3 separate regions of the Mus musculus genome follow, and regions 2 and 3 are each linked to region 1. Evidence: chromatin contacts called from ENCODE Hi-C or POLR2A ChIA-PET data. All regions are on one chromosome and are shown on one strand. The core of a region is the stretch at or near the end of the contact, and the rest is flanking DNA. Distances in the headings are between cores, read along the strand shown.

The links. A loop is a pair of places that touch in the nucleus more often than their neighbours do. ChIA-PET counts read pairs that join two places held with the same protein, here RNA polymerase II (POLR2A).
Region 2: POLR2A ChIA-PET joins it to region 1 with 11 read pairs in embryonic stem cell. The contact joins the enhancer-like site here to the promoter of Zfp36l1 in region 1. POLR2A ChIA-PET finds 5 or more read pairs at or near these places in 4 of 5 experiments (Patski and embryonic stem cell).
Region 3: a loop to region 1 is called in a map of heart, with 2.6 times the contacts of the local background. The contact joins the enhancer-like site here to the promoter of Zfp36l1 in region 1. A Hi-C loop is called at or near these places in 2 of 37 maps with a recorded cell type or tissue (both heart). POLR2A ChIA-PET finds 5 or more read pairs at or near these places in 3 of 5 experiments (Patski and embryonic stem cell).

What each region holds. Positions count from the first base shown.
Region 1 is chr12:80,111,090-80,116,000 of GRCm38, reverse strand. Zfp36l1 (zinc finger protein 36, C3H type-like 1) reads left to right here and starts at 2,988. Exons shown (of 2, transcript NM_007564.5): 1 at 2,988-3,182. The coding sequence starts at 3,126. Gm52006 reads left to right here. Exons shown (of 3, transcript XM_030247048.1): 2 at 1-390; 3 at 1,379-2,421. The coding sequence ends at 1,458.
Region 2 is chr12:79,861,790-79,866,700 of GRCm38, reverse strand. Gm36132 (a long non-coding RNA gene) reads left to right here. Exons shown (of 4, transcript XR_381728.4): 3 at 1,063-1,146. Among named protein-coding and RNA genes, the nearest start is that of Gm36132, 3.3 kb to the left of the region's middle. Within about 2 kb of position 2,285, at least 1 of the 3 ENCODE cell types and tissues checked has a DNase peak (open chromatin) inside an H3K27ac peak, as active enhancers do.
Region 3 is chr12:79,941,782-79,946,692 of GRCm38, reverse strand. It overlaps 4933435C09Rik (a long non-coding RNA gene), which reads right to left. Exons shown (of 3, transcript XR_381736.3): 2 at 889-1,014. Among named protein-coding and RNA genes, the nearest start is that of 4933435C09Rik, 7.7 kb to the right of the region's middle. RefSeq lists an enhancer at 458-2,895. Within about 2 kb of position 1,893, at least 3 of the 3 ENCODE cell types and tissues checked have a DNase peak (open chromatin) inside an H3K27ac peak, as active enhancers do; they include heart, where a contact is called at or near this core.

The DNA of each region.
Region 1 (4,911 bases), core at 1,739-4,238:
GGATGCGGGCGACCCCGCGCCGCAAGCTTCCCCCTCAACAAGGTCGACTGCTTCGGCTCGGCTTTGGCGGACGCACACCGTCGTCTCCGCGTCTCCGGGCCTCCCGAGGACTTTCACTTTCCCGAGTCGCCCAACCTCGCGGCCCCGCCCCCCACCCCGAATACCTGCGTAGCGGAGGACGCGCGAACCGGAAGTCGGCGGCAGAGCGGCGCTTCCCCCCCACCCCCTGGCCGGAAGCGGCTACGCAGGTGGAGACGGCGGCCTGTGCAAGCTCCGGACGCTCGGGAGGCCTAGGCTTGAGTCCCGTGAGCTTCGCGGCTGGGCCGGGTACCTGCGGCCACCTGCGGATCACAGGCCCGCGCGCTGGCGGCCGCCTGTCCCGGACGCAGGGTTAGCGAAGGGTTAAGGAGCGCTGCCCCCCCTCCCCGGAAAGTCCCCTAAATGACGTCGCAACCCGACAATTAGAACGAAAAAAAAAGAGTTTAATTATAGAGACGGCTGTGGGATCAGGGACAAACCTGGGCGGGCGGGTAAACAAGCCGGGAGCGCGCCGCCCGCGGAGCCCGCGCCTCGGGGAGCGGGGGAGGGGCGGCCCGGGGGATCTGGGAAGGCGTAGGAAATTCGAGGAATCACACCCCCCCTTTTGAGAAAAAAAAAAAAAACAACAAAATTATTTAAGCAGCTCGGGGTGTCCAAGACCGCTCGGTCGCCTCAGGGACAGCACCACCCAGCGAGGTCGCCCCTCCCCGGCCAGGGTTCCCCCCTGCAGCTGAGCTTCGCAAACACTCGGGAGTTTAGAGCAGCCCGGAGGGTGATGCGGACTGAAAAGCCGAAATAACTTCACATCAGGACTCCGTCTAACCTTGTGGGTTTTAACGCACCCTGCTCTGTCCTGAAATCTGGAACTCATTACCTCATCATCGAGAAACTGCACGAAATCCGCGGCACACACACCAACCCCCCCCTGGAGCTGGGGAGGGGAAGGAGCAAACATCCCTTTAAAAAGAAACCTACACACCCGAATGATTTAAATTAAGGTGGATGGAAGTTATTTCCCTTCCTGGCGCTTGCCAGATTTCAAGAAAAGATGAAAAATGAGAGCGGGGGAGGGAAGGCACAGCAGCAGCAGCAAAACCCGGGGCAGCAGCCGTGTTAAAAAATGGGGGGGGGGGGCATCAACTCAAGTCACTGGAGAGGAGTCAAGCAGAGACCCCGCGGGGAATTAACGTTAGGTTCGTGGGCTGCAGTAAAAGTCGTGTTTCGCAAAGTTGAAAGAAAAAAAATTGTTTCTAAAACAGTTGTGATTTGGAAGGTTTCCCTGGGTTTGCCCAGAGGCTGGCGATAAATAAAAGTTTTGTTTTTTTTTTTTTTCTTAAAGTGTGCGTGTGTGTAAGGGGTGGTGCGCCTCGAACGCTCTGCTCCGCCCGCTCCGTCCTTTCCAGAGAAACGTACTCGTAATGGGGTGACCTAATTACATCGCAATGGAACTCGCTGGTAGCCACTCGGAGCACCGGGTTTCATAACAGACCCGGCGGCCTCGAATGCTGGGAAGAAACGTGCGAGGCCTGGGCGGTGCGGCCCGCGATTTCCGCCCGGGTCTCCACTGCAGCACGCGAGCCGGTGCGGGTGGGAGGCAGCCAGACCTAATAGTAAATAAACACATAGTTCGTGGTTTTAAAGGGCGGTGTAATTCATTGAAGGCCACTGAGTTCCGTGGGTCTTATTGCTTGGTACCCCCAAACCGGGCATAGTGACAAGCCATATGTTCCGTTCGCGTGGGGGCGGGAGAGCAGCAAGAAGTGTCGCTTCCCCCACCTCTACCTTCCTTCTTACCAAAGTAACTTTTTCCCCCCTTGTTTTTAACATTCGGGGATGTGTGGAGGAGGCAGCCCGAATTCAAAGCGCGCGTGGAAAGTGACTTGTTGCTCTTTTATTTTCAGGGGGTGCCCTTGAAAGTCTGGACTTTTCTGCTGTAGCAAGTTTAAAGATCGGTTATGTGAACAAAGCGCCCCATCTAGGTCTGAAAGAATTCTGCCCAGGCAGTGGTGCCCCCACCATACCGGGAAAACGCAGGCTGCCGGCCCAGCACGCGTGGACCCCGCGCTGCGCGCAAAATCTTACTGCTCTCGCCCCCTCCAGCCTAGGCTCTCCTGGAGAAAAAGTTTTCTCTGGTCATCCCTACTTCTTTTGCTCACTGATGGGAAACAACAAACATAAAACTCTTGACTCGAACATTTGGGGTGCTCCGCATTCCTAAACTCCTCGCCCAGCTCATTTTGCGATGGGCAGCCGGGTGTGGACAGGGAAGTCAGGGGAAGGTAAGTCGTGCGGGCACTTGGAGAAGTTTCAAGGGACACTAGCTCAAGATGGAAACCGCAGCCCTGGCCCGCTCAAGACCAGCTCCAGCGCCTGCTAGGAAGAAAAAAAAAAAAAAAAAAGACAGGGGGGAGAGGGAGGGAGGAGGGGGGGGAGAGAGAGAGAGAGAGAGAGAGAGAGAGAGAGAGAGAGAGAGAGAGAGGAGAGTCGAGCCCGCCTTCCAACTCTTAAAAAAAAAAACCAACAAACACAACAACTCGAACTCCGAAGGGGGTGGAATGAGTGATGTCACAGAGCCGAGCAGCGAGGTTGACAAAGGGTGGGCGCCCCTCCCCCTCTGCCGGGCTCGGCCCAGGGGAGGGGCGCCCCCGGAGCCCGCGGACTCGAAACTTTTCCTCTTTAAGAAAAAAAAGTTTTGCGCCGCTCCGAGTGCTTTTTTTTTTTTTTTTTTTCCGCCTTCTTTCCTCGTCTCCCTCCCCCTTCTTCCTTTTGAAAGTTTCTTTCCTCCCCCTTTACCCCTCCCTCCCTCTTGACCGCATGGCTGATTCAACCTCAGTGTCAATCAACTTTTTTTCCGCCTCCTCTTCTTCATTTAAATACGTTTAAAGCTCCTCCTTCCACCCCCCCCAACCCACCAAATCTTATAAATTGGGCTTTGCGCGCCGCAGCCCGGGAGAGTCAGAAAGGCGAGGGGCGCCGGGAGCAGGCGTGTGGGACTCCTGACCGGAGAGCCGGAGGCTGCGCCTTCCCCGCACCGGGACCTTCACGACACACCAGATCCTAGTCCTTGCCCCGTGCGAACGCCCACGATGACCACCACCCTCGTGTCCGCCACCATTTTTGACTTGAGCGAAGTTTTATGCAAGGTAAAGCAGGGCGGAGCGTTGGCTTTTTGAAAGTTTCTCTTGTGCTCCAAGAAACTCTAAAAAGTTTGGGTCTCGGGGACGTGAAGGAGTTTCACTGCTTGCGTTTCCCTCCATGGTGAAGGAATTTGTTTATGTCCTCCTCGCACTTAAGTTTCAGGTCCCAGGTGGGGTTCTGTGAATCCGGGGAGCAAAGTTCTGGGCGACTGCTCCAGTTTGCGGGGCAAGGAGGTGCGGAAGAGTGGTTAGGTTTGGGACGAATTTTGAAGGATTCTTTTCTGCATGGTGCACCTCCGGAGCTGGGCTAAGCGGGTGGGCTCGGCTTCGCAGTGTGCGCCTTGGGTTTCCTGTACCCGCTGGAGATGTTCGAGGTTACCCAACACCTTTTGCTAGGGGTCTCTAGGAAAAGCGAGGTCTCAGGGCGGTATCTGACTGGGAGAATTTTCCTGTCTGTTTTGGGGAGCTAAGAGATAATGCGACGAAGAAAGAGGCCGACTTAAGGTTCAAAAAGATGTAGGCAAAGCGACTTTGTAGTGGAGTTTGTCCGCCCCAGCTGGGCTAGGTTCCCGCTGCGGGAGCTGGTCGATCGTGCTGCAAACTTGGGGCTGAAACTGTTTGCTTACCTGGGTTGTGAGGCACTACGGTTCGTTGACTAAGGAATAGGGGAACAAAATGCTGCCAGACCTCAAGTTCCCGCCAGTTAGGATTTAAGAGGGCCAAAATGGGGCAGTTTGCCAGTCAGGTTTTTGAAAAACAAAACAGAAAAAAACTTTTAAAACCGTAATGTTCCAGGAGTGCGATTGAAATAACTCCGTGAATGTTGTTAATTTTTTGCCCGCTCTACTTCCCCCAACCCCCCAATTTGAAAGGATGAAGCTGCTAGGCTACTTTTAATTGCTGAACTGTTTTTGCCTTCCCTTAAACACGTCGGGTCATGTTGCTCTCTTCCTAGCTCGCTGCTCCTGTCGGTGCAGCTGCCAAGGCCCCGGGGCTGCAGGGTTGGGGTGCAGGGCCGTGCTGGAGTTGAAGAGCAACATCAAAAACTTTGCATTTTCGGCTTCTTTCCCTCCCTGCGTTTTTCCAAGTCTGTTTGCCCTGGCGGCAGCCTGAGCTAGCCAACTCCATCCTGGGCCCCGCTGCCCCGCTCTTTGATCTATTTCTCTTTCTTTTGCCCCCTCCCCCCGCAGGACTTTTTAAATGAACCTCATTGTTGGAAGCGGCTCTCCTCTGGGTTCCTGTAATCCGCTCGGTGGGGTGGTTGCGGTTACAGGGTTACCGATTCCCGATCCCCTGCTGCGGATCCTAAGGGACTAACTTTAGAATTTGCACAATGACACACACCCACATGTGTCAGGGGCCTGGAGATAACTTTCAAGTCTCCCACCCCCACTCTTTTCTAAATCTTAGGTAGTTTGGGCAGGTGACTAGGGCTTGTGGCAGCCTCTGTCCTTGCTCACTCACACACCCCCGCCCCCAATTGACTGAGTCGGGGAGTGTGAGCGTGCTGGTGCTTTCCTTCTCGTCTGCAGCTTTGGTTCAAGATTAAACACTGGTGCTCTTATCCAGAGCTCTCTCGCAGCCAGGAAACCAAGTGCAAAGGCATCTTCCTAGTGAAGGGGGTGGAGAATGCTGGGAGAAAATCCCTCCCAGGGTGTGGGATACCTACCCTTCCCGAACCTTGTGTTTTCAGACACTATATCCCTCTACCCACATCCCAGACTAGGCCCTTCCA
Region 2 (4,911 bases), core at 1,036-3,535, 250 kb after region 1:
GTAATTGAGCATTAAATTTGTTCAAGGTTTTCTGGCAGCTAACAGAAAAAAAAAGAGGAAATACAAAGGGTAACTTGATGGCTGCAATTTGCCCTTAACTTCTTTAGCAGGCTACAGGGCTAGAGAGCACTCCATTCTGGGGAGCTAAAGTGGGAGCCAGTCTGCGCAGGTCCGCTACAGTGTGTCCCGTCCACATCCCATCTTTCCTTTTTCCTAACTGTAGCAGCAGGTGGAACAGCTTTGGTTTGAAACCTGACTAGAGCCAGGACTCTCAGATTAAAGACTTAAAAAAAAAAATTAGGGGTAGTGATTCAGACAGTATAGCAGTTGAAACGCATACTGTCCTCTCCGAGAACCCAAGTTTGGTTCCCAGTACCCGAAGCAGGCAGCTCACGTTTGCCTGTGACTCCAGCTCTAGAGGATCTTACACCATTTGCTAGCCTCTGCAAGCACCTGCACTCACATGCACACAGTCCCACACGGCCACACATAGTTGAAAATCAAATAAAATCTGAAGAAAATGTTTTTGAAATGTTCATGTATAACAACATGTATTTGGGGCTGGGGCAATGTCTCAGTCTGTAAAATGAATGCTTACTGTGCTAGCATGAGAACCTGAGTTCATATCCCCAGGGCCCATTTAACTGCCAGGTGTGGTAGTATCTACCTGTAACCTCAGCATGGATGGAACAGAGCCAGGCAGATCCTGGAGCTGTTCGGCCACCTAGTCCAGCCAAATAGAAAGCTGGGTTCAGTAAGAAACTGTCTCAAAAAGTAAGATATCAAGAGAGGAAGACATCATCCTCTGCCTCCATGCATGTAAATCCATACTCATCCCTACATGCACACACACATGTACATGACCACACATAAACACAGACTAGTACATTTGAAACACCTCCTTATTGAGGATTTGGAAAATATAGAAAAGTATAAAGGAGAAAAGATAAGTTATCTGACAATCCCATTTGAAAACAATTGTGATGAATTATTAATAAGTTAACTTCCGTTTTTAACGTAAACTTATATTGGCTCGTTTCTTGCTATTTTCTCTCTATCTAGATGATTCTATAAGCTTGTGCTCTTTGACTCGAGTCGTTTTTACGGTAAAACCAGCCAGCCACTGCCCATAGATGGCTCCGTGAGGTAACTGCCTAGCTTCATAAAAAGTCTGTGTCTTTTCCAACAGGCGAAAGGAGGCCTTCCCTGGGTGCAGAGTTATGTAATTTGTCTAAATCACACAGCACTAAAGGAAGAGCAAACCCACAAATTTGGGTGTGTCTGTGGAGCACATTCACTTCAGCAGATGTTCAGTTGCTCAGAGACACAGACAGCTCCCTCCTGCCGCCTGTGACCCCTGGGAACAGGAGTGTCCGATGGTGGCTGAGCCTGGCCACGGGCCCCAGCCAACCAGTACAGAGAAGGAAGGAGCTCACTATGCCCCGGCTCTTCTCTCCTTCCGCCCTTCTCCACATGCAAGAGGCCAAGAAACTAAACTGCCTAGACTGCAGGTTAGCTTGTAGATACCAGTGGGTTTTTTGAGTTGATGAAATAATTTAATCCAAACCTTCCTTTTCCATGGGGATCAAATTACGAGAAGGTCACAAAACCCGGTTCTGTTGTTCTCAGTCCCGACAGTGCCAGAGAGGGTGTCAAATTTTGTTGTTGTTGCTCATACTGTGGTTTATAGTTGGAACTGTGTGCAGTCACGGCTTTCTTCTCTCCTGGGCACTCTGATTCGTACTGAAACATCTCTCGTGTACAAGTCATGACTGGAGTATCCTGAGCAGCTCTCAGAAGAGCCACTTCCTTGGGCAGATCCAGGCCACAAAGTTGCTGGGGAACATTGGTTGCCACCCTCTAAACGGACAAGCCTTTTGTGAACAGTCCAAAACCAGCAAATGACCCAGGAGTTAGGGCCACCCTGGGATGAAAGTAGGAGGGTCTTTTTCCCCTGTCCTTTATTCCCTTGGGGGACCCTATGAGCTAAGCCGCAGGAGTCCAATAGTCTTAGTGCCACGGACTCTTGGTTGGCCCCGCAGAGATTGATCCAAGATGAAAGTTTGCCGAGCGAGCCAGGCACTCTGCCGCAGTTGGGGTAAGTCAAGCTGGTGTGCCAGTGGGTGAGTCAGCGACCGAAATGCCCTCTCTTCATTGCATAACTCTAAACACAGGCTTTGCCTTCCCGATAATCACTCTCCTGGCGGTGGCACAGCAGGGCTTATTTCCTGAAGACATGCGTGGGAAAAAAAAGTTTTCCAGGCAGACTTAGACACTCAGGCTTCCATGCTGTAAGGAACAGTACTTCCTTCCTCTCCAGCGCTGGTGATATGACTCACAGCAAAACGTGAAGATGACTTTCCTGATGCACCAAATGGCAGCTGGCTGTAGCGACTCAGGCTTGTGGTCCCCAGCACTCCGGAGGATGAGGCGGGAGACCCATGACATTGAGTCTAGGGCTACATATCTGGACCCTGTCTCAAAACAAACTGATAAACCAGCAGACAAATATCAAGAATGAAGAACTTGAGCAATAAGAGGAAACGCATCAAGTGCTAGACACGTGGTACATCCTTCTCTCTACCTAGCTATAATGACCCTCATATTCTGCCCGTTATACAGGTAAGAAAACTGAGGCCTGAGGTTAAATGATATTCTTTCTCTTTCAGTACTCAGAACTGAACCTTGGACCTCATGCTTGCTAGGCACTGAGCTATATCCCCAGTCCTAAATGATGTTCCCAATGTTACAGAGCTTGTAAGAGTCTGAGCCAAAGCTCCAGGAATTCTATTTTCTTTTCCTTTTTCTTTTATTTTATGTATATGAGTACCTTATTGTATATGTATATTTTATTTTATGTATATGAGTGTTTTGCCTGCATTTATGCATATGTACCACGTGCTGGCTGGTGCCCTTGGAGGTCAGAAGGTGGTGCTGGATCCCCTAGACCTGGAGTTATAGTTGTAATCCACCCTGTGGGTGCTGGGAATTGAACTGGAGTCCTCTGCAAGAGCAATAAAGTGTTCTCATCCACTGAGCCATCTCTCCAGCCCCACGTTCTAGTTTCTTAACAGCTTGAAAGTGACAGAAGTGATGGGATTGAGAGAAATCACAAATCCAAAGTATTTTCCATCAGATGGCTTGTCAGACCCAAGGAAGGCTCCTCTTAGAGACGAATGCCTGCCATGCCACACTTCAGCCTTGCTGACTCCGTAGAAACCATGGCTGGCTTCCAGGAAGGGGAGAAATTTGTCCCTGCTCCTGTGTCCAACACTGTTTGGTATTTGGATGAATATGAACAGCTAGTTATGATGCCATTGGGGGTGGGGATTACACTGCAGAGAGGCCTCAACATGCCGTCCAGACAGGGAACATGACTCACCAAGAAGAGACCCCAGGTGGGGAAGCTCTGGGTGGCTGGATTGCTCATAATCTGGTGAGACTAGGCAAAAAAAAAAAAAAAAAAAAAAAAAAAAAAAAAAAAAAAAAGGCCACAAGGACCTCCAGGAAAACACTGTGGTAATTATCATGGCTGCAAGTCCCCAAGTCAGGGGACCTGCCAGAGGCTGTCCCAGGGCCCTAGACTAGAGATCTATGATATTATAAAATAGTTTCCCACTGCTGCTCTAGTGAGTTTCCATACAGTGCCTTACGGCAATGCAGATTTGTTATTTTATACTTCTGGAGATCAAAAGGTGGGTATGGGGCTATAATAAAGCCACTGTCAGAGCCTCACTTCTTTCTAGGGATTCAGGAAGCAAAGTCCGTTGTCTTGCCTTGATCTGAGTATGAAAGTCATCCACAGCCCATGGCTCATGGCTCTTCTGCTCTCAAGCTAGCAACGGCTCATGAGTCATTCTTATACTGTGTGATTCTCTTCTGCGGTTAATGAAGCACTTATGCCACCCTGGATCATCTTTGTATTCTCAAGTCAACCAGCTTGAATCTTAATGCCGTCTCCCACCTTGATTCTTTCTCATCATATGACATATGGATTAGGGTGGTGACATCATTGGGCAACCATTACTCTGCCTAGCACAGGCCTCAAGTGAAAAAGCCAAGACTCCCTTGTCTTAGGGACTCATCACTGTGAAGAGACCGTATGACTAAGACAACTCTTATAAAGGACAACATTTAATTGGGGCTGGCTTACAGTTTCAGAGGTTCAGTCCATTATCATCATGGTGGGAAGCATGGCATCATGCAGGCAGACATGGTGCTGGAGGAGTCAAGAGTTATATATCTTGATCTGAAGGCAGCAAGAAAGGAGGTCTGAATCACGCTGGCCAGAGACCTCACAGCCCCACCTCCATTGTGACATACTTCTTCCAACAAGACCACACCTCCTCCAACAAGGCAATACCTCCTAATAGTGCTACTTCCCATGGGCCAAGCTTATTCAAACCACCACACCCCTTTTATGGTACTCTTGGTCTAGTAGAGAATAGGCTAAATAAGGGGTGACCTCTGCCAGGCATATTGGGAACCTGCTTCAGAGAAAACACCAGGGAAGTTTGTTTCAGAGTGTCTCACTGTGGGTGTCTTAGTTAGGGTTTTACTGGTGTGAACAAATACCATGACCAAGGCAAGTCTTATACAAAACAACATTTAATTGGGGCTGGCTTACAGATACAGAGGTTCAGTCCATTATCATCAAGGTGGGAGCATGGCAGTATCCAGGCAGGCATGGCAACAGGCAGAGTTGAGAGTTCTACATCTTCATCCAAAGGCTACTAGTGGAAGACTGACTTCCAGGCAACTGGGGTGAGAGTCTTAAGCCCACACCCAGAGTGACACACCTATTCCAACCAGGCTACACCTCCAGATGGTGCCACTCCCTGGTCCAAGAATATACAAACCACCACAGTGGGCAACTCATAATCTTCCTGCCTCAGTATCCAAGTGCTGGTA
Region 3 (4,911 bases), core at 644-3,143, 170 kb after region 1:
TGGAAGGCCAGGGGCAATACTGGGCCAGGTAAGTAAGTTTAGTTTGCAGAGGAGGTGGGGACACCTGCTGCCCTGGCATGAAGGAAGGTAAGCAGCCATATGAAGGGACTCTGAGGTGAGCCAGGAGAGGCCAGAAAGGGTCTGAGGAAAGACCAGACAGAGCCCTACCAAAGAGGGCCATGAGATGTTCTACAGAGGAAAAATGGAGGTTGGGGCAGAGTCGAGGAATCTGAGAAAGGTGCAGTTCTCAGGGGCAGCTGCCCAGGTGTTGATCCACCCCCAGCATGGTATGGTGCCTAGCCTCCCTGCAGGGTCAGACAAGACAGCTTCAGGTTCAGAGAGGGTGCAAAGATTGATTTAGGTGGGTCCTTCTTGACAGCCTTGAGGAAGTTAGGGACAGAGGGATTGAGGGGACACAGAAAAGCTTGCAAGGGGACACGAGGGGAGCAGGGAATGAGGGATGCACAGAGAACCACAGAAATTGGTGTGGGGCAGAACCTGGGGGAGTGGATGTCCAAGGCACACAGTAAGTAAGCTGTTGAGCCTATTAAGAGGCGGTGTTGTGTCTGGAGAAATGTGGTTGATGCAGGAGGATGGATGGCGAGAGGCAGGGAGAGGCTGGGCCAGTGGCCCAGTTGATTAGAGACCAAGGACGAATCAAGTCCTGACAGACTGTGAATGGAGCCCAGTGCCCTGTGTGGAGAAGTGCTTCTCCCATACAACAGCACTTAGAGGTGCAATGGGTGCTCTCAGAGGTAAGGGGTGGGGTGCTCTGTCCTCTCTCCCTAACCCTGCTTTGTGGGGTCCTTGGCTGAGAGGCTAAGGTTCTAGCTTTATGACTTGGGTGATGCCCCGGGGAAGACATTTTGGAAAAGTGTCTCTTCTTACCTGCTGCCCACCACCAGAGCCTGCTCCAGGGCACTCTAACCCCTTGTCTGGTCCCCTGGCTAGGGGTGGAAAGGGGAAGGGTCAGCCTCTTTTACTCCACTCAAGTGTCTTCTGCATGCCAGGGACCTTAGGCAAGGAAGAGACAGGCCATCAGCACTTCCTGTCTTGGAAGGACAAGCCGCTGCCACCACCGCCAACAGACGGACAGCACAGTGGGATTTCCCGGTTCCAATTTGTTCAGCTCAGTTTGATTCTTTCTTTCCCTAGTGAGATTCATGTGGTGATGTTTGCTCTTCGGCAGCAGTTTACGGGCACAGTGGGGTTTGGAGAGACCTGAGATAGCCACGTGAAGGAAGCAGGTTCTCTGAGGCTGTGCTCTCCCAGCAAGGCCTGGACTCGAACCCATACCCAACTCTCAGGCCCTCAGCCCTTGTCAGATCAACTCCAAGGAGCTTCCATTCCAGGCCTCCCAGGACCCTTGGCCTCACACCACTTCCTGCTAAAAATTGCCACAGGCTTCTCTCCTCAGACCAGAACCTCCCTTTGTTTACTTTACCCCTCAGGACTGGGATTTCTTTGGGCCTGGCTCTCCTTTCCTATTAAGGTCTATGAAAAATGGGTGTGTGTGTGTGTGTGTGTGTGTGTGTGTGATGGGCAGACTGCTGTGCCTGCCCACCTTGGGTTATCTGTGAGTCTCCTGTGCTACCAGCCTGGGGACAGCTCTGGCCCTTGTGCGTCCCTCCCCCACATCTGTACACGCCTATCCTTTCCTGTGTCAATTGACATTTGTCCTCAGTGGGGAGAGAAGACCTAAAGGATTTGCACAGAGAGACCCAGGGCAGAGGGAGATAAATGGAATTTGCAATAAATCCGGGAGCAAAGTTGTAACTTGACTTCAAAACAAACAAAAGGGCCAGAACTGCACTTAAGCTCTGCAGAAGCTCAACTCCCAGTGTAAACAGAAAAGAGCAGTGGGGGTGGGGAGCCTCCGAGGGCCTGGGACAGAGGGGCAGGGTGAGGCTGACTGACTTCCTCCAGAGGATAGGGCTGGGGCAAGGTTTCTGTGGCCTTGCTAAGGGTGGAGGAAGACAGGCCAACTGCTGCTGCCTGCCTCTCTTTTCCCATGACTTTCCTGAAGGGAAAAGTGTCCCCAGGATCTGAAAAGTGTCCCCAGAAAGTCTTTTAGAAGAATGTGTCTGTGGTCTGTGGTCTGTGGCTGGACTAGGAGTTTACCCATCTATCCCACTCCTGGGCTGCATCAGATACCTGCATATCTGTGTGTGTCGCTACACTACTCACAGTAACAGGGAATTAGAGCATGCTTAGATGGCCATCAACACACAAACGCATTGCGAACATGTGGTACTTATACGTGATGGCATTTCATTCGGCTGTAAAGAAAGACAAAATTATGAAACTTGCAGGAAAATGTGTGGACCTGGAAATTATACTCAATGAGGTGGCCCAGATTCAGGAAGAGAACACCGTATGTTCTCTGTCCTATCAGATCTTAGCCTGTGATGTTTATATGTAGATCTGTGGGTGCGAGCATAGATATAGGATGTGAAATGAGGACTGCGACAAGAAGAAACAGGAGACTCGGGGGGGAGGACACAGAAGACACATGAAGAAAAGCAAAACGGAGAGCTGGGGGGGGATGGCTTAGCAGTTAAAAATGCTTGTCTGCGCAAGCCTAACCATCCATGCTCCATCCCCAGAGCCTATGTAAAGATCTAGATGTGGTGGTGCACATTTGTGGTCTCAGATGATAAGCCTATGGTAGGCTTTCTCATTCATACCACCATGCTCACTGAACACGTGCCCAGGGATTGCAGGCAACAGGAGAAGCTAGAAGGAAGGCCTGGACCACACTCTGCCTCAGAGTGCCTGGAAGGAGTCCCTGTTAACAGCATCTTGTCTACAGCACTGTGGGAGAAGAGATTTCCCTTATTCAAGCCAAGGTTCACACCAAGTTTGTGGAAACCAGCACAAGGCTGCCATCATTGGTATACTTGAATCTGGATGTCTTTTCCTTAAAGCCATAAGAGAGACCCTGGGCCAGCCCTGTCACACCACAAGGTTGTCTGAGGAGGCAGAGTCTCTAGAAAAGCACAGAGAAGTGATGGGACCCATTTGGTCGGAAGAAAAAGCAAGACCAAGGGAATGAATTACTCATTCATTCATTCATTCATTCACTTGTTCACTCACTTACCACTGGCTTATGGAACCTACTACAGGCCAGGCTCTTAGAACAAAACTGCACCCAAGGCTAGAGCCAGTCTTGTCCTGATCATAGGAGCTTGGGCCACAAGGTCCATCGTATATCACTGAAAAGGCTGGTTGATGTGTCTGGGATTTTCTCCAACTCTGGGATTGGGTGATTTGGGAGAAGAAAGAAGGGACCAGGGTGTGTTGTGTGTGTGGGGTCATTTTCTATGGTCACAGATGCTGAGAGTCAGGGCAGAAGCAAGGCTGCTGGTGACATGAGCCAGTGAGGAAGTGGCCCTGTGAAGAAAGCATACCTCAGTGGAGGGCTGGTGTGGGCAAGAGCCCAGCAGGGCAGCCACTGGCGAGACGTTGAAGGAGATGAGAAGGTCCCCCCTGACCATCATTAACCATACAAAACCCCAGGTCTCCAAAATAGCTTCAGCTGATTTGTGCTTATCAAATATCAGACTGGAAACCCCAGCAGTTTGTGTAGGATGCTTTCCAGAACGGGAGGGGTCAGGGGAGGATTTTACAAACTTGGCTTCGTGAAGCACAAATTTCCTGGAATTCTGGCCTCCTTGTTCTGGGATCCCCCACCTTCTCATAGGCGTCCTGTTCCTCTCACACACCTGGTGTCTCAGTGAACGGCCACTTTCTAGATGGCCTCTCCAGCCACAGGACATCTGTGTTCCTCAGCTCTTTGGTTTCCTCTTCACATATTTGGGAGTTATATGACACTCCGTGGAGAGTGATGCTGGCAGTCTAAGAAATACTTAGTTCAGAGCCCAAGGCCACTGTGGTTTACTGAAGCTCCATTTCATCTGGGCTAGAGGTGAATGCTTCCCTCCCGAGACCCCAGCAGGCGGGGGGTGTAGCAAAGTTCAAGGAACAGTCGCTTCCACCGAGGCTGAGTGTTTGGCACACACAGCCTGACAACACACTAAAAGACAGTCCAGGTCCAGGACCAGCATCAGCGGGCAGGGCAAGGCAGACTGAAGGAGTGGCCTGAGGGGAGAGGCTATGTCCCTGAATCCTTGCTCCTTCCTAATGATGGTTTGTAGTGGCACCATTAACCCTTCAAATGCTGTCATTGCAAGTCCTACAGTCACCTGACACCACATGTAATTAAAACCTAACTGTTTGTAGTTAACTTTTCTTTTTATGACCTCATAGCTGTCTGTAAGGCCTCCATCCTGGGTCACCTTATTTTCAGAGAGAAACCCAGAGGTATGCTGAGGGGGGGAGAGAGAGAGAGAGAGAGAGAGAGAGAGAGAGAGAGAGAGAGAGACCTAAATACCAGATTCAGAAATAAAAAAAAATGAAGGGGAAAAAACCAACCATAGGCAGCATTTTATGATCGTAAAAGTCACCTGTGGCTATAGAGGACAAGTTAGAAAACACAGAGAAGTCTACAAATGAAACAGAGGCTACCCCAATCCATTCCTAAGGGCTGCCATCAGTGTTCTGAAGTCTAAATGCTCTTCCTGATTCTGAAGCTCTCCCCACATTTGTACCTTCAAAATAAAAGTAGACAGCGAGCCAGATGGCTCGGCAGGTAAAGAGGCTCATTGTCATGCCCAGTGGCCAGAGTTCAGCTGGCCTCCAGGACTTTTATGGTGATAAGAAAGAATGTGATGCCTGTAAGTCGTCCTCTGACCAGCATGTACACAGGTACACACACACACACACACAGAGAGAGAGAGAGAGAGAGAGAGAGAGAGAGAGAGAGAGAGAGAGAGAGAGAGAGAGAGAATAAAGAAATGTAACAAAAATGGAAAGAGGTTTTGATGCCATAGCTCATATAGTTCATAGGAC